2 separate regions of the Mus musculus genome follow, and region 2 is linked to region 1. The links are chromatin loops, found by intact Hi-C in ENCODE. Cell type or tissue: left cerebral cortex. All regions are shown on one strand. Links, peaks and the distances in the headings refer to the core of each region. The heading gives the core; the rest is flanking DNA. Region 1 overlaps Pacsin2 (protein kinase C and casein kinase substrate in neurons 2). Region 2 overlaps Pacsin2 (protein kinase C and casein kinase substrate in neurons 2).

The links. Peaks named below come from ENCODE experiments on the same cell type or tissue, not always from the same donor. Only the 100,000 strongest peaks of a DNase experiment are listed, where the experiment ranks them.
Region 2: a loop joins it to region 1, with 2.1 times the contacts of the local background. A loop is called at or near these places in 1 of 42 quality-filtered maps.

Annotation. Positions count from the first base shown.
Region 1 is chr15:83,393,826-83,402,637 of GRCm38, reverse strand. Pacsin2 (protein kinase C and casein kinase substrate in neurons 2) reads left to right here. Exons shown (of 11, transcript NM_001159509.1): 2 at 639-771. The coding sequence starts at 712. Among named protein-coding and RNA genes, the nearest start is that of Gm41368, 13 kb to the right of the region's middle. In left cerebral cortex, for the core only: no CTCF peak of the experiment used is centred there; DNase peaks (open chromatin) are centred at 4,009 and 4,270; H3K27ac peaks cover 308 bases.
Region 2 is chr15:83,446,674-83,455,485 of GRCm38, reverse strand. All of the region lies in intron 1 of Pacsin2 (protein kinase C and casein kinase substrate in neurons 2), which reads left to right. Among named protein-coding and RNA genes, the nearest start is that of Pacsin2, 14 kb to the left of the region's middle. In left cerebral cortex, for the core only: no CTCF peak of the experiment used is centred there; DNase peaks (open chromatin) are centred at 3,626 and 4,741; H3K27ac peaks cover 512 bases.

The DNA.
Region 1 (8,812 bases), core at 1,971-6,970:
CTTCCATGTCCTTAGTGTAGCCTGCCCTTAGATGATGTGGGGTGTTCTGTTTCAAATGATTTAATCAAGAAAATAATCTCTCCAGGGGTGGTTGTACACACCTTTAGTCCCAATGCTCAGGAAGCAGAGGCAGACGGATGGATCTCTGAATTTAAGGCCAGCCTGGTCTACAAGATGAGCTCTAGAACGGCCAGGGCTACTACACAAAGAAATCTTGTCTCGGGGAGGAAAAAAAAAAAGGAAAAGGAAAACAAATTCCTCACAGGTGCACCCAGCCCCTTGAATTTCAGTTAATTCTAGATGACAACAAGACTAGCCATGGCACCAGCTTCATGCCAGGTGAGTGAAGCTCCCTCAGCCTTATTTGACTATGGCTGGCTCTCAGAAGAGCTGCTGTGGTGGCTCTGTACACTGGTGACAGTGAAGTCACAGTGGACACATAGAGACCTAGAGCTCTGCAGTCTCCGGGTACTTGGGAGCCTTGGTGAACTGACACTCAGTGGCAGGGCAGGGAAGAAAAGCTGGGCCTGATGCCTGGAGAGACCAGTATGCTGAGGATGGTGCCATGTATGCAATAAAGACACCGTGCCTTCTGTCCTAGACTGTGAAGACTACAGCTGTTTATTTTCCTTTCCCAGGTCTGTCTGCAGGTTTTACACATCTGACCCCTGAACTGGAGTGTCTGCTGCCACCCCCTCGTCCTCTGCAGAAATGTCTGTCACCTACGATGACTCTGTGGGAGTGGAAGTGTCCAGCGACAGCTTCTGGGAGGTAACGCCTCCCCTTCTGATGCATGCAGATCCAAGGTTGCTGGCATCCGGTGTACCTTTGTGGTGTTGGTACAGCCGGGAGGAGAGGAACGTAACTCAGAATCGGCTGGGCACCTGCCGTCAGATGGGTTGTGGAAGAGACTAGGGCACTGGGTCTTAGGGAGTGCTGGGATGTTTTAATCTTCAGTAGAGGTGGGGGCTCACTCACCCGGATTGTCTGATCTCCCAGGCCAAGGGGTGTTTATTAACGGAATTGATGGTTTGTACTCTAATGTTCTTGGTTGTGCTCTTTCTTGGGTGTCTAGCCCAATGGGCAACAACACACAGTGGCATCCCGGCTCAGTCTCACAGACAGCTTTTACATGAGTGGCCATGATATGACATTTTGTAGAGTGCAGGCAAGCTACCAGAGGACTGTACAAAGGGCCTGGATCTTGATAGAGCATCTGCCTGCCTGCAGCCTGTATCCTGGGAACTCCCTTCCTGATGAAATTATCTTGTGACTAGCTTTGTTTTTAGAAGTTATTCTCCCTCACCCCACTTATTTTTCCTGTCTACTAAAGAAAAGCCGGTTGGTGGTAGTGGCACTAGGAATGGAACCCTGCACCTCCTGCATGCCAGGCAGGAGTCCTGACACTTGAGTTTTGACTCCAGCCATGAAAGTAAACTCTTAACCATATTTTACCCTCATGGAAAGAACTCTGCAACTTTGTTTCCATTCTGGGCCGCATGGGACAGAGTGAGGAGGACTGAGCTTGAAGCCAGATGGCGTGCCAGCTTTGACCCCAGCTATGCACTGACAGCTATGTGACCTTGGGCACTTGCCTACTTTCCCTGAGCATCAGCGTCTTTATAACAGAGGGCTAATACTGGCCCCAAGAGAGGCTGCAAGATGAGCTGGAATGGGGTCTTCAGCACAGTGTGGATGCCTTCTGACACAGGAGGCTCCAGGGGAGGAGAAGGGGAGTGTGCAGTCCAGGTGTTTGCTGAGTTACCGTGTCTGAAAAACTGTCACCTGCTGTTACAGGAAACCTAGTGATCAGGTTTGAAAAGATAGCAGAGCGTCAGACTTCACTAGCACTTTTCTGTCCTGGGTTCCAAGCGAGAAGGCTGTGATTGTTTAAATACATCTTTCCCTTCTTATATCATGTATTCTGCTTTTTTAGAATTAGGATCCAACAATTAAGAGTTTAGGGGTTCCACATTACTCATTTTTAAGGTTGTCAGTTTGAATAATTGAGTAAAGATTGATAATTTGGTTATCTTTAAGTTTGTTCACTGGTGTTTGCACTTTTAAACAATCAGAGGACAAGGGATTCCTCTACCGGGCAACAAACCCCATTTCCTTTCTTCCCTTTGCTGAGCAGTAAACCCCATTTCCTTCCCTCTCCTTTGCTGAACAGTAAATTGCTTTCTTCTCTTTGCTGAGTGGTGAGCCCCATTTTCTTGCCCTTCCTCTGACAACCAGTTCCAGGAACAGAGGATGGCAGAATTGTGGGGCTGGAACTGCACATCTGGATTTGGGATGGGGGAACCAGGCTTTGTGGAGAGCCATGCTGGCACAGAGGCTGCCTGCTGTACAGCAGTTGCTGCTCCAGCAAATGCGTAAGTTCAGCCACGGGCCATCTTAGGGCGCTGCAGGTTAAGGAGAGAGCATCATCCCATGCAGACAGGAGGCCCAGTGAGGTGTGATGCAAGCTGGTGGGTCCTGGGAACACCTACCCATGTGCCACAAGAAAGTTCCCTGTGAGATCATCAGGACCCTGTAGAAATGAGAATGAGAGAGCACCATCTGACCCCTGAAAAGCTAGACATGGGTGTGAAGTCTCCAGGTACCCCTTAGTTTGGTTTCTTAAAACACAAGTGCTACCAAGTTAGAAACCCAAAGATCAGTAGAGGATGGGAGCAAAAGAAGCAGAGGGCTCATTCCTGTTGGAAGGGTCAGAGTAGGGGTTTGATGGTCATAGGAAGTTGCTGAGATGGAGGCCCTGCACTTCAGCAGAGGTTCCCCTGAAGGTGTGAATACAATGTTGCATCTGTGATAGGGAGTGGGTGCTACAGGTTGTAGTCTTGGGAAGAAAGACTAGACTATTCTGCAGTCCTTCAAGCCTTACTGAGATACTGTGGGCTTGTGATAAAATAGTCAAGCCCTGGATGTCGCCAAAGATTTTGTAGGCTGCAGCAAGGGGTCAGCAAAGCCCTCCTCCTGGCTTGTGCTCTCATTTGCCTTCTTGCAGTATGGAAGCTGAGGAGTGGGTTGCTCCTCATGGATGTGCTGGCTAGTTTTATGTCACCTAGACACAAGCTAAAATCATCGGAGAGGGGGAATCTTAAGAATCCTTAAGAATGCCTCCATAAGATTGGGCTGTATGTATTTTCTTGCACACTGAGCTTCTAAATGAGAAGTGTGGTATACCATGCCCAGAGGTCAGACCACTGAACTCTGCAGTAGCATGAGTAGCCAGTAGCCGGCTTGTGGATGGAGGAGTCCGCACTCTTCACATCTCCTTTACTGTGTTTCTTCCTGGTGGTCTGAGTACTCACTATCTGATCTGAGTGATGTGCTAAGCAATCACAGTCATACATAGGCTTCCTCTCTATAAGTGGCTCACGTTTAATAAAGCCCATGCTGTCCCCTGAAACCATCTCTGGAGAGCTTATCTCTGCACCTTTTACTGACCCATGGTCATTGCTGTCTTTGAGGAGATGCCCTGGAAACAAAAGCAGTTTGGGAGACATGAGTACATAGGGTAACGGGATCCCCTGGTTTAAAAAGCAAAACTGGGCGCAGAATGGTTAATTTGGCTTTGGGTCAAAGAGCAACTCAAATGCAGGTGGTAAAGTGCCTGCTAAAAGAGAAAGGAATTAAAGTACACATGCCTGAGTAGAGAAGTTTTGGTCTGAGATCCTACAGATAAATCTTTGGTTTCCTGTAGTTTTGATTTAGAGCTTTGAATAATGCATTGAGGAAAAAAAGAAGATCCGGCTTCCTTGCCTGAACCTTTCTAGCCTATTATTACAGCCGTAATTGGGTGCCTGGGGGAGGGCTGCAGTAAAGCACTGTAGACTTTCCGAGATAAAGATAAGGTCAGTGATTAAAAACAACTAAGAAGAAATCAAGATGGCACTAGTAGGAATTTTTGCCACAAAAGAGGACACTTGCAGCAAGAAGTCCTCGGCACTCTTCCTTATATCCTTCCTTGAGTGCACTGCTTGAACGCTGTAGCCTAAAAAAAAGTGACGAATCTCAGCTGCCACATTTAGATCCTTTTTCATGGCTTTGTGCTAGTCATGATGATTGCTGGCCAAATGAGCAACCCAAAGTCTCTCCTTTTCCAGTGAAATTAAATTCTACCCAGCAAAGACATTTAGACATTATCCGCATGACCTTGAAATATTCAGCAGTTTCGGGCCGTAGTGAGAATTTTATTTTCTTTAAAAAACACAGAAATACTATCTATATTTTCACTTTAATCCCAGGTGTAGGATGTGGGGCTGCTTCAGACTGTCTGCAGCACCTGACTGTGGTTTCCCTCATTCTCTACCAGAGGAGTGATGCCAGCTGCAGATTGTTTCTGATTGTGTGACTATGGAATTCTGGGGACTTTTTTCAGAAGATATATAAATGCTAGGGCCCAAATTGGGGTTGCTGGTTGGTTGCTATTGGTCACAGTTTGTTAAGTAGTCATGCACAAAGAAGAAACAACAAGAAGAAATTAGATATCCTGACAGCAAAGATCAAACTTGCCTCTAGGAACTCGACATCCCTAATCATCAGGAAGTAGTCTAAAGATAACATCACCCCCTTTCCCCTCTATTCTTTTTTTCCCTTCTCTCAAGTAATGGATGATTGGATCCTGGCATGTCAAAAAATAGGGACTCAGACATACACAGCCATTGTTGTTGCAGAAGCTCTTGCGGCAGCCCTAAAGTCTAATTAGGAGTCACTTCCTGAGCCCATAAAAATTCATTTGAAAACCGATGAACTTGTTTGGTGGAGCAGTGGCCTTTAAAGAGCAACTGCAGCGTGTTCAGGAATTAGAAGACCAGAAACACCTGAGACATACTCCCTATTTTTGTCATTCAAAAAAAAAAAAAAAAAAAAGTAAAGGAAAGTGGAAAGTATTATAAGACTTAACAGTCATTAATTTACAGCAATCATTCTTTGTTTCAAGCTAGTATTTTTGGCTTTCCAGGAAGACTGGATAATCACTACCCTCCAGGGAAGCCCATTTAAGTTTTAAGACAAATCACCAGAAAGAGCTTTTTTCCTGTTAGTTCAAACCCTATACCTGGCCCGGATATAATATTCACTGATGCCAGTTCCCATGGAGGAATGGCTTACATAGTACTCCCTACCTAAGAGTTTAAATTTTGAATCACTCTAGGGAGAGCTCTACAACATTTAGAGTTGAAAATTACACTCAAAGCCATAAAAGACAGTCTTCAGCCTCTTAACTTGTGACAGTTGTTTACTGTGCTCATCTGATTCCTCGATTACCTGCTGCTTTCCTAAAGACTAAAATTGTGTCTTCCTTTGATTTTCATACCTTAGCTTTGCAAGCTGTATTGCAACAGCACAAGATTCTATCTTTATATGGACTATCAGAGCCCATCATTCTCTTCCAAGAATGCTAAATAAAGGAAACGCTCTTGCTGCTGAACCGTCTCAGCTTTTAGTGGCCTTCCTGGGGTAGGATGCAGTGAGCGCACGGTTGCTTTCAGGAGTCTGCACAGTCCTTAAGCACCATTTTTTCCCCCTGCTCTAACTCCTCCAAACAGAACAGATTTTTTTTGCTTGGCTCTAATGTCTGTGCCCCATTTCTCCTTTTAGGACCTTTAGCAGGGTCAATCCCCAGGGGCATTGTGGCAAATGGATGTCATGCATATCCCCTTGTTCAGTCAGCATGAATGTTCCTGTCATGGTAGACACTTCAGTCTCCTTATGGCCACACCGATGGTGGGGGAGAAGATCTCTGGGAGCATTGCTCACTAGAGTGCTCTGTGAGGGCAGGAGGGACCCTGCTCACCTCTCCTTCAGCTTTAAACAGTTTTGTCGCCAATGAAAATGCATACATTAATGACATTTCTTATAATCCCAAGGCCAAACAGTAATGGAGTGTGCGCACAAACAACCCAGAGAGCAGATTGGCAGAGGGGGGAGGTGTGGATCTGAATAAGGCTCGCCCTTAACATCGTATTAACATGACATTACTTACTTTAAATTAATAATAAAAAAAAAGACAAGGGAATTTTAAATACTACAGCTCATAAACACTGGGCACTGAGTCAGGACCTGCAAGGTTAGCTTTGGTGACCTGGAAAGGCATAATAACAGGAAAATGCCAATCACAAGCGCCACTACTTACCATTGGGAGAGGTTTCCCTGGTGTTTTTCCAGAAAACGGACTGCAGCCCACCTCTACTCCCTCCCGGCTCACAGACCCCGGACAGCGGGGAGCAGCAGTAAAGCAGATGAAACCGAGCAGCCACAAGTCGGCAGCAGGCACCTACCTACCCTGCTCATGTGTTCCCTCACTTCACTGACTCTAATGCCGGGGCTGAAAATGATTAGGTATTGGTACCTAAGCCTCTCTTGTTAGCAGAGGTGGAGGGCAAAGGACCTTGTCCTCAGCTGTTTGTTAATGGCTCCAACAAGATAAAATTCTAAAAATTGGAATGATACTACTCCCATACCCAGATACCCTCTTTGCTTTCATAATTCTTATAATCTATTTACCTATGTTATTATCTCTTTAGTTGTAATGTATCGGTTGGCATAGTCCACTCATTGACTTGGAAGCTCTGTTCTTAGGAAAGCAGAATGATATGGAGGTCAGAACTGTAGGAGAAAATTCAGTCATGACCAGGCAACCAGTCTTTTTGGCACATTGCGCTTCTAAGTAAGAAGTGTGGCACACTGAGCATGCCCTAGAAGTCAGACCCCTGAGTTCTGAAGTAGCATGAGTAGCTGCTAGCTTATCTCTGTGTCCTTACTGATCATACGCATTGCTGTCTTGTCACAGGGTACCCCAGTAACGATGGCATTTTCTTAATTGGTGATTGATGGAGGATGGCCTAGCCCATTGAGAATGGTGCCATCCATGGGCAGGTGGTCCTGGGTGCTGTAAGAAAGCAGGCTGAGCAAGCCGTGGAGAGCACGGTGCTGCTTCCTGGCGTCTGCATCAGCTCCTGACTCCAGGCTCCTGTTTGAGTTCCTGTCCTAACTGCTTTAGATTCTGAACTGTGAAGTGGAACTGGGAGTGGAATAAACTCTTTCCTCCCCACGTTGTTTTGGTCATGGTGTTTCATCACAGCAATGGTGACCTTAAGAAAATAGAATTGCCATCTGCCAACATGCTTATTCTTCTGGACTGTTGATAGGAAGGCTTCCAGGGTTGAGAACTTTGTGAATAAAAGGCTCTAGGCTACTTCAGTATCTATGATGGGAAGAATCCTAGCAACTTCTCAGCCTTCTCTCTTTTCAAGTGGAATGAGAATCCAGATGTAGCTACCATCCAGATTAGACTCTGAGATGACGTTATGGGTGCCCAGTCTATGGGCATGGAGGACAGAGGGTAATGACACTGTTTTGTGTGTAGCCGATGTCCACTGGCTTGAATTGCAGTATAGACGTCAGAGGAGTGGTGCAGTGCATGGTTTATGCTGTGTGGATCCTGCCCTCCTGCCCCAAGCCTTCCAGGAGCCCGAGGTCCTTCACTCTTACCTCACGTCTGCAGGCCAGCTCTGACTACCTGAGAAGTGTTCCTTTCCAAAACTATGTTATTCGCCTGGCCATGAAGTCCCATCAGGCTAATGTAGTGACACTGACGCCACTCTGCCTTACATAGCCCTTGGCACACAGGAGATGTTTATTAAATATTTGTGGGTGGCAAGAAGGAGTTGCCAGAATGTCAGATGCTGAGAATTAGGAATGCCTCACTGTCTACTTGGAGCTGGCTGGCTAGTGTCAGAGGCGGACACAGCTCATTTCAAGATTCCAGAACCATTGCAGGGCCTCTGGAGTTCACCTAAGCTGCTTCTCCCTCCTTCCCTGGGTGGACAAGATGAAGAACTAGCCAGAAAAGAACTTAGATCCATATCATGCAACTTCTGAGATGTGCAGCTGGTGGGAGGAGCCCAGGCTGCAGTGTGAACCTCTCGGACACATAAGTGCTCTGTGTTCACCCCACCCCCCAGCTCCAGAGTCAGAAACGCCGAGGAGAGACCGGTCTACACCACATGCTTTGTGTTATTCCTCGGGAATGTGGTGGAAGAAAGAGGCCCAAGAGAACCTAGGGGCTTGAACACAAAGTCAGAGGGCCTTTTAGTTAGTTACTGTCACCACCTGCAGAGCTGTAATTTAAGCGCACACCCCCAAAGCCTGTTGGTCCGTCATTCCTTGCGTCTTCCAAGCCAGCAGAGAAGGTGCTGCAGCTTGTAGACATCCTCTGCCAGTATTGGGTCAGACATTTGAGTTCCAGAACATGGACTTGCCTGGAGGGACGTTGCCAGCCTTCTGCTGACAGATGCTTTCCTCTTCCAGGGATGAGAGGGAGCAGGTGTGGTTCTTGAGCCTTCATTATGAGTGTAAAGTGTCAAGTTGTCTTAGTAGCTTACAGATGTGGGCTTCCTGGGATGACACTGCACTGGGATACAGTGGAGACAGGCATGGGCACTGGCCCTGCTCTGCAGCCCCTTATCCTCCCTGATTGACCCAGAGGAGCCTATGGGTCATGGTTGGTCATAACTCTTCATAAGATGGGAACACTAATATTCCCACCCAGTAACAGTGCATGAGGTGGTATGTCACAATGGGACTGTCACTCCCTACCTGGCAAAACACAAATATTGTGATGCAGCTTACAGTGATAGGATGTGTGACACTTGTGGCTAAGAGAGTCTAGTCCAGCTAAGGACCAAGACCAGCGTGCCTGAGAATCTGTGGCTATGGGTTCTCTGTTGGCAAGGGTTCATGCGACCCCTAGCTCGAGCATTTGCCAGGACTCAGGTTGGAGGAATAAGTTCCGGCAGCGGAGGGG
Region 2 (8,812 bases), core at 2,024-7,023, 53 kb before region 1:
CAGAAATCCGCCTGCCTCTGCCTCCCAAGTGCTGGGATTAAAGGCGTGCACCACCCACCACTGCCCTGCTCAGAGTTATTTATTTTTTTAAAGTTTATTTTATGTATATGAGTACACTGTGGCTGTCTTCAGACACACCAGAACAGGGCATCAGATCCCATTACAGATGGTTGTGAGCCACCACGTGGTTGCTGGAAATTGAACTTAGGACCTCTGGAAGAGCAGTCCTGAGCCACCTTTCCAGCCCCAGAGTTAATTTTTAAGTTCTAGTTGGTGTTATAATTAAGGCACGTGTGTATTGCTGTAACTTGGCTGTGCAGGTATTTGCAGTTGACCATGGTCTTTCCTGTAGCTTTCATTTCGTTTTCAGAGCAGCTGTGTTGTTTTCCTTTGTTCATGGTTCAGAAGAAAGAGAAAAAGATGTAGAATTGGAAGTGTCAGAGGCTTTCCAGAGGCCACTGATGGAGACCTCACGTGAGGGGTAGGCAGGCACAAGGCCTGCAGCATAGTCTATGGTATCTAGAATCAGCTGTGACTAGTTTTCTAAGTTGTCTCTTGAATGAAATCAAATTTTATTATTTTAAAATGATGCTCAAATTGTAGTTTGTGAACACTTTCATACTTCAAACTATGTGTTTCATTATATCAAATTATGCTGTCTCTAACTGAGTGTACCAAGATCGTGAATTGTGGTCAGGCTCTCTTCCCACGCAGACCTTCAAGCCCGCTATTAGTGGATTTTATAGCTCGACGATTTGTTGAAGCTGGCTTGCCTGGGCACCAGTTAGCTTGAATGTGATGATGTTTTTAATTAAGTACTCGTGACCTCAGTACCAGCAAATATGTTATCAGATAAGGAGGCTGGTCATGTGCCATGGGAAGATTGGCATGGATGGTGGTGGAACCAGTGGTCATGGGGTGCACTGTGTTCTGGATTTTCTGAGGGATCATGGGCATTTACATTTCTGCTCATTGAGTTCTTATAACCAGTTGGTGTTAACTCCACTTTGTCCAGGAGTAATCAAGGTCACAGAAATGACCTTCAGAGGGTTGCTGTCCGAGTTGACCCTGAAGCCCACACCAGTGGCCCTTTATCTTGCCATCTTGAGAAAGTAGATTCTGAGTCACTTGCTCTTAATTTTAAAAAAAGATCTTTAAAATTCCCTTTCCTTTTCTGTTTCTGAGGAACACATAAATGGGCAAGTTATGTGTCTCTTGTTTAAGGTAGAAGCCGCGTTCACAACTAACCCAATTATGAGAATTGAACATTTGCAGTTTATAGAGCAGGGAGTTTATAAGTGTTGGAAGGGAGCTGGCAAAAGCTGCCAGGCTGGAGTGTGGTCAGACGGACTAGGTCACCCTCATGCTTCTCTTCCAGTTGATGAGGTCAGAGGGTGGAGGAACAGGGCTCTCAGTTCCAGAGGCCTGGTGGGTGCTGTTGCTCCCATCCTCCAGTGTCCTTGAAGAGGCAGCTGAGGGAGACTCACTTTGTTGCCTTGTGGCAGTTAGTGAGGATTGTTAGGGTAGGTCCCTGAGAGCAGCTGCTCTGATTGCTTTGTTCTGTAGACACAGGGTTTCACTGAGTAGCTCTGGGTAGCCTCAGATCCTGCTGCTTAGCCCCCAAACGCTGGGTTGGCCGGCCGTGCCGTCACCCCTTGCTCAGATAGATGGGTTTTAAGCTTGTGCTAATGACCAGTTTTGTGCCATATGATTTAATATTAAAAAATTATATTTCCCACCTCAATGTGTTTATGGTGCGTGCGTGTGTGTCATGTGGAGATCAGAGGGCAACTTGCAAAAAACAGTTTTTGTTTATTTGTTTATTACATGTTGGTCCTAGGTCTCAAATTTCTGTTTTCAGGCTTGAGAACAAGTGACCTTACCTGCTAATCCTCTTAGAATCTTGGGAACAAGCGCCCTTTCCTGCTGTACCATCTAGAATGTAGAATTTAAATGGCCCATGTCTTTGTGTGTGTGTGTGGTGGGGGGGATTTTTTCCTATGTCACCATGTCTGACCTAAATGTCCTCATTCTGTATTTCTGTTGAAGTTCCTTCTTCCTTTTCAGGCGTTGATCAGCCCTAGGGTCTGCCAAGCTACATACACCCCCAGCCCCTTAAATGATGTCCAGGGTTACCTTGGTGACTGTCTGAGATTGAAACATTTCTTGGTGCTGGGCATGTTAGGTTATTTCCACTGTTTTTCTAATTAGATAAATTTGTACTTGAGTTTTCTCTTCTCCTTCCCCTCCTCCCTCCCTTCCCCTCCCTCCCCTTCCCATCCCTCTCTGAGGAGAAATTCCCACAAATGGCTTTAAAGCTTGAACACACTTTAGAGGGTTTTGAAACTTGTTTGAATTCTTGTTAAGTCTGATTTCTAGTATTTTAGATAAAAGAAAACTCTGGGGAATTCTTCCTAAACTGTCTCTTGGTCTTTGGAAGTTATCAGTATCCGAGAGAGACTCTCATGAGGCTTTCTTGAGTCCCATTCCCTTCCTAACCTGAGTGGATGCTCCTTGCAGGGATGCTATTCCTTCATGAGGAAGAACAAGTCCTTACCTCACTCCGGATACAGCTCCTGCAGAGCAAGCTCAGGCCTTGGGTTCAGTTTCCAGCACCTGGTAGGGCGGGGAGAGTGTGGAGGGAGGGAGGGAGGGAGGGAGGGAGGGAGGGAGCGATCAATCAAGCAAGCAAGCAAGTGTGAAAAAGAGTACTTGAGCCATCCTGCTGCCCCTTCTACTTGTTACTAGAGACTTGAGTAAATGGTCCTCTTCCCCAAGGCTGTATGTAAGTTGTCAGGCTGCTCAGAACCACAGTAGCTGACAGGGTTTGTCCTGGTTTGCTTTCCACGTTTGCAGTGTGTAAATTAGGAAGGACTGTGCAAGGCTGTTGGCATTGGGATCGTTCAAAGATCATGGTAGCCTGAGGTCAAGTGAGCCTTTGGACTTTGCCTCAGTGGGTTGGGGTTGCAGTTCTCATAGAATCTTCGGCTTCTCTTCACTGCTGTTATAGACAGGCACTCTACTATTGTTATATAACTCATTCTGTCCCTTCCCATTGGCTGCCTGACCTTCTCACCTTTTACTGCCCTATAGAAGACTGAGCAGAGTCCTGTTTTCTTGGTTGCTCATTTCTCAGGGTTTGCAAAGGACAAGGTGTGTGTTTGCGCACGTGCACGTGCAGACTCATGAATGGATAGGATGGTGTCTGGTGGTACCGGGGTCATGGCCAGGCTAGCCCACCTCTGCTCTTACCTTGCACACTTGCTGTGTCTCCCACATCTATCCCTCCCCTAGAAGCTCTTTCCCCTTCACTTATCTTGCCTCACCATGGGCAAAGCTCGGATTCTTAGTTCCTCTTCTACGAAAAGCTGGTTCACAGCTGAACCAAAGCAGAAGACTTTACTCCACATGGAGGTAGAAATAAGAGGAAACCATCTCAGACAGCACAGGAGCATAAGAGGCATTTTGTTCCCTGACACAAGCTGGGTTTAGTGCCAGCACTCTGGGATTAGCCTGACGGTTGGCTCTGCTAGGCACTAGGAGCTTCCTGCTTCCCTTCCCCACCCCTGTTTATTCTGTCAATAAGACCAAATTTTAGAGTAATGGTTGGCTGTGTACTTGGCAGCCTGTGTTTTTATCACAAGTGTGGAAATTGTACTTTGGCTTCGTTTCTGCAGATGCCTAAACATGTCTGAGTCATTGTTGCCTTAGCAACTGGCTGAACTTTGCTTGTGTGTGGCAAAGGCTCCTGCAGGAGCTGGGTGGGAGATTTTCAGCCAGACTGGATGGCCAGTGCCAAGCCCCGATGGCGGGCGCTCCCTGTGGCTCTCTGCACAGTTCATTTTATTTCCTTGAGAAATCCCTGCTCAGATGTCCCAGCTCATCAGGATAGCATGGCATGGGACAGGCCTGACCCAGTCCTACATTAGCTCCTGTCCCGGGCTTTGCTCTGCACTGGGGCCCAGCTTCTGCTGTTCCATCAAGTTGCTTATGTTTCTTACACCTGGGCCTAAAGGCTGGCTCTGCAAAGGAACAGGGCCAGAAGGTGCACCTGACTATGTAATAGGGACATGAATGTGATGAGGTCGCAGGAATCTACCGTTTGTAGTCGCTGTGGAATTACCGTTTATTATCTTGTCTTTAAAGTCTTTTTGTTATTGTTTTGTTTTTGGCATTTACTTATTTGTGCATGTGTGTGGGTAGAGGTGTGCCATGACTCACATGTGGACATCACAGGGCAGCCTGCAGGAGTTGGTCCTTGCTTGGGTCTTAAGTCATCAGGGTTGGCAGCAAGAGCCTTTACCTGCCGAGCACCTTTGATAGCCCTTTGAAGATCTTCTTGCTTTTGTAAGTGTAGATCTGAAGTTGCTTGGTGGAAGCAGGAGCTGAGAGCTATTTATCACCTCTCTCTGGCTCACCTAGCCCACCTTCCCTGAAGAACTTCTTGTGTTCATTTCCAGAATCACTGGTTTGGACCTGAGCGGCTCTGTCTTCTACTTCTGCTGGGAACATCCAGGTTCATGACATTTAGAAATAATTTAAAATAGCATGTGTTCTATCTTATGAGTGTGGAGGAACTTCTCATAACCCTGCCTTCCAAAAGCTTCATAGTTGCTGTGTGACTGGCTGCAGAGAGTATAAACTTAGCCTACTAGGGACTGTAGGGATTCCCTTTTAGGAATGGAGTTTGCAGATTGCCAGTCCTGACAGGATCTGCAGAGGCCGCAGACCTTACTCTCCACCTGCTCAGTCTGCTGCTGGAGGCCGAGTTTTCAAGGCGCTAACAGCTGGCTCTGCGTTTGGATCTTGCTATAGAGGGTGCTTTGGGTGTAGGCGTGTGTGGCACCTCCTGAGGATGCTCGGCTCTTAGATTGCTCTGACTTTGCCTTGGCTCTGCTGTTTGTTCTGGGATCGACTTTTTACTTGTATATTGTGTTCGTGTGTGTGTGTGTGTGTGTGTGTGTGTGTGTGTGTGTGTACGCGCGCACGCGCGCCTGTGTGAGTTTATATGCATGGCATTTGTGCAAGTGCCCAAGGAGGCCAGAAGAGGGCTGTGGGCCTCCTGGAACTGGAGTAAGAGGCAGTTGTGAGCTGCCTGATTGTGGATACTGCAAACCAAACCCAGATCCTCTTCAAGAACAGTCAGCTCTCTTAACTGCTAAGTCACCTCTCCCCATTTCACCTTTAAAAGTGGGCAACTGTTGCATGATCGGGTAAACGGCTGTTGTACCACATTTCATGCACCACTGCCTGTGTGTGATTCCACAGTGGAGCACACAGGGGGAGGGAGGTTCTGACTCTGTATTGTAATGGCTCCCAGTGGCCAAGTGACTACCAAGACTTTGGCCCCTCAGGACTGTGCCCAACAGTTACAGGTTGTATCAGCTGTGTCCAGCCCTTGGCTGTGGGCTGTATGTGGCATGTGGGTGAGGATAACTGAATAATATAGCCCAACACATAAAATTATATATTTAAAGCATTATGAATTTAAATAAATAAACATGGCAGCTTCCATAGTAGTTTCTGCCCTTCAGAGGCTGTGTTACCTGCAAAAGAAGTTCCTGTTATTCTCTGGGCCTGTCCGCTCTGTCCAGTGTAGGATGAATCTGTGAGGGTTGACGTGATAAGCTACTTCTACACAACTCAAACCAAATTCAAGTATATATAGGCAAGCTTATTGGGAAGTCGCTCTTAGGCAGTGTGGTAGTTTGAATATGCTTGGCTGATGGGAAGTGGCACTGTTAGGAAGTGTGGTCTTGTTGAAGGAAGTGTGCACTGTGTTGGTGGGCTTTAAGGTTTCCTATGTTCAAGCTCCACCAGTGCAGAAGAAAGAGTGTCCCCTCTTGGTTGCCTCCGGATCAAGATGTAGAACTCTCAGCTCCTTCTCCAGCACCATGTCTGCCTGGATACTTTCATGCTTCCCACTATGATGATAACTAAACCTCTGAGACTGTAAGGCCACCCCAGTTAAATGTTTGCCTTTATAAGAGTTTCGTGGGTGTGGTGGTGCACGCCTTTAATCCCAGCACTCGGGAGGCAGAGGCAGGCGGATTTCTGAGTTCGAGGCCAGAGGCCAGCCTGGTCTACAAAGTGAGTTCCAGGACAGCCAGGGATATACAGAGAAACCCTGTCTCGAAAAACCAAAAAAAAAAAAAAAAAAAAAAAAAGAGTTTCGTGGGTCATGGTGTCTCTTCAAAGCAGTAGAACCCTAAAACAGGATGGTTTATTGGTCCCAAGAAAGGGGCCAGGGAAGTTGTCTTGGGGTGGGGGTGGGGCAGGGGAAAGGGAAGAGAAAGAAAGAGTGTGAGCAAGAAGGGAAAGAAAAAATGTAGGGGGGGAGGGAGGGAGGAGGAAAGAGAGGGAAGGGAGGGAGGGGTAGGTAGGTAGGTCTGGGGGAGGGTATGCCAGCCATGCCCTGTAACAGGTAGGGACAGAGGGATGCTGGAGAACCTAGAGGCCAGGTCCACTTTGGTATGTTAAATATGCACCACGGCTGTTTGTCCCGGATCTGAATCCCAGCATGAAGTTTGTTCATGAACCATGTGATTTACCTCTTAAGCTAGCTGTATTTTTGTTTAATTCCGTGCCCTTAAAGCTTTGAGAAAGTGTCATTTGCAAAGTCACTAAGTGTACCACACCCCTGTCCACTGACGCTGTGTCTGTGGGTATCTACCTCACTATGGAGGGTGGCACTGTGCCCAGGGCTGGCTGCTTTGAGATCTCCTCCCTGGCTGTTCATGAAGTGCAGACTGGAGAAATCTGCCTACCTGTCAGATCAGGCAAGGCTTCTGCCAACCTGGGGAGGGATTCAACCTCTCCTAAAACCCAGCAGCGTCCAAACCCCACCTTCCCAGGTTGGACCATTAAAGGGTCTTGTTTTCTCCTGTTCTTCCTAAGGGATCGCTTTAGACTAGAGTGGTCCTCATGTTTCAGGCTCCCAAGTGCTGGGGTTGCGGGTGTGACCATCACACCGTCCCCGACTTGCCTTTCACTGTTGTCTGTTTCACTGTCCATTCACTGATGTCACAGTCATTTTCAGGTCAGTGTTTGCTGAGGCCGACGTGCCAGATCCCCTTCTTTTCTTTGTCCAGTGTGTTCATCCTCAGGACAAATGAAGAAGCTGAGGATAGGCAAAGTGCCAAGCCTCCTCTCTGGAAGTGTTGTAATGAGGAGTTGTCATATCAAAGGGAGAATGTGTGAGCCATGATCCAGTCCTCTGTGAGGTGGACTTCAGCACTTGATGATGCCTGTACACCTGTTTGCTGTTTACAGACTTGCATAGTCTCTTCTTGTGGACGGTGTAGTATCCCTTTCTTGGCTGCAGGGCTTTGGCCACACACTGGCTTTTCTCCAGGGTTGTTTTCTTGTTGTGACTGGGTAACTTTCTGGAAGCTGTTTTTAAAATCATCTCTCCTCTGTGAAGGATGGAAGTGGGTAACAGTGTTCACAACCGTGACTCAGCCCCAGATATAACAGTCATTCTGACTGGAAGTTTGCAAGCTGTTACCCTGCTGGCATCCGCAGCTGCGAGTTCTTTAAATATTTGCATTTTGTCACTGCTCAGCTCTTGCCTTCTGCCGGGGAGGGAAGTCTCTGTCCTATGGTCCATGTGGCCATTTCTGAGGCTGCCTCTCCAGGAGGAATTGGTGGTTACCCAGGTGAGCTTGCAAGGTGTGAGCTGTGCATTTCTGACCAGGGTCCTGGAAAGTGACCATAAACTGAGTCCTCACCAGTGTGGAAATGATGGTGGATTCTTCAGTGCGCCGTGGAAGGGTTCTGTGTGAGTGAAAGTGGAAACCAGTGGTTTGTTTTTCCTCTCTTCCTTCCTCCTTTCCTTTCATTTCCCCCTCTCTCTCCCTTCCCCCTTCTCCCCTCCCCTCCCTTTCTTGAAATCCCAGTTGGAGTAGAGTGTAAGGAGGGAGGGCAGTGTAGGGTCTGGATAGTACCTAGAGTGCTGCTCACAGTCACCAAAATATTTATAAACAAACACCCAGAGGTAGCTGTATTACTTGTAAACGTTTTTTAGTGATGTTTGTGACTCTATAAAAAAAAATCTGAGTAATTGCATTGTTTGGAATAAGTAGAGACAGCTGGGCATGGTGGCATAGGTCTGTAATTCCAGCTCTCAGGAGGCAGAGGTAGGCGGATCTCTGGTCTGCAAAGGGAGTTCTAGGACAGCCAGGGCTGTTACAGAAATACAGTCTTGAAAAACTGAAAAAGAAAGAGAGAGAGAGAGAGAGAGAGAGCGAGCCTTTTGTCAGTGGCGGTAGAGCAAGCAGTGTTCTTTTTATTGTTGTTGCTTGTTTGTTGAGATTGGTCTCACTCAATTCAGGCTGGCCTGGAACTTGTGTAGCTGAGGATGACCTTGAACTCCCCGAGTGCTGGGATTACAGGTGAGTGGCTGGCTTGTGAAGAGTGTTGTTATTTGACAGTGTAAAAGGTTAGGGCTTTGTGGTGTTCCCCCAGATTTCAAACACCGAGCAATAATAACTAACGCACTGTACTCTGCTGCCTTTCGAGTGGAGAGCTTGATAATGTTTGGCATGTGCAGACACTGTTGCCGTCGTTCCCACCAGTCAGTAGCTCTCCTCTGCCGTTCTGTAGCCCTCCACTTACCACTTCCCTCTTCCACCTCCAGGTAGGAAGCCATTGTCCTGTCTGCTTGCCTTAAAATGTAGACACTTAGGACTTGATGAAGAGGATGTTTGCAGGTTTGTGTATCTTAGGCTAAGTTTCAGATGTAAAATCTTTGCTTAATTCAGGGTCATGAACATTTTGTCCAGGTCTTACAGGTCTGGGTTTTACAGCTGGG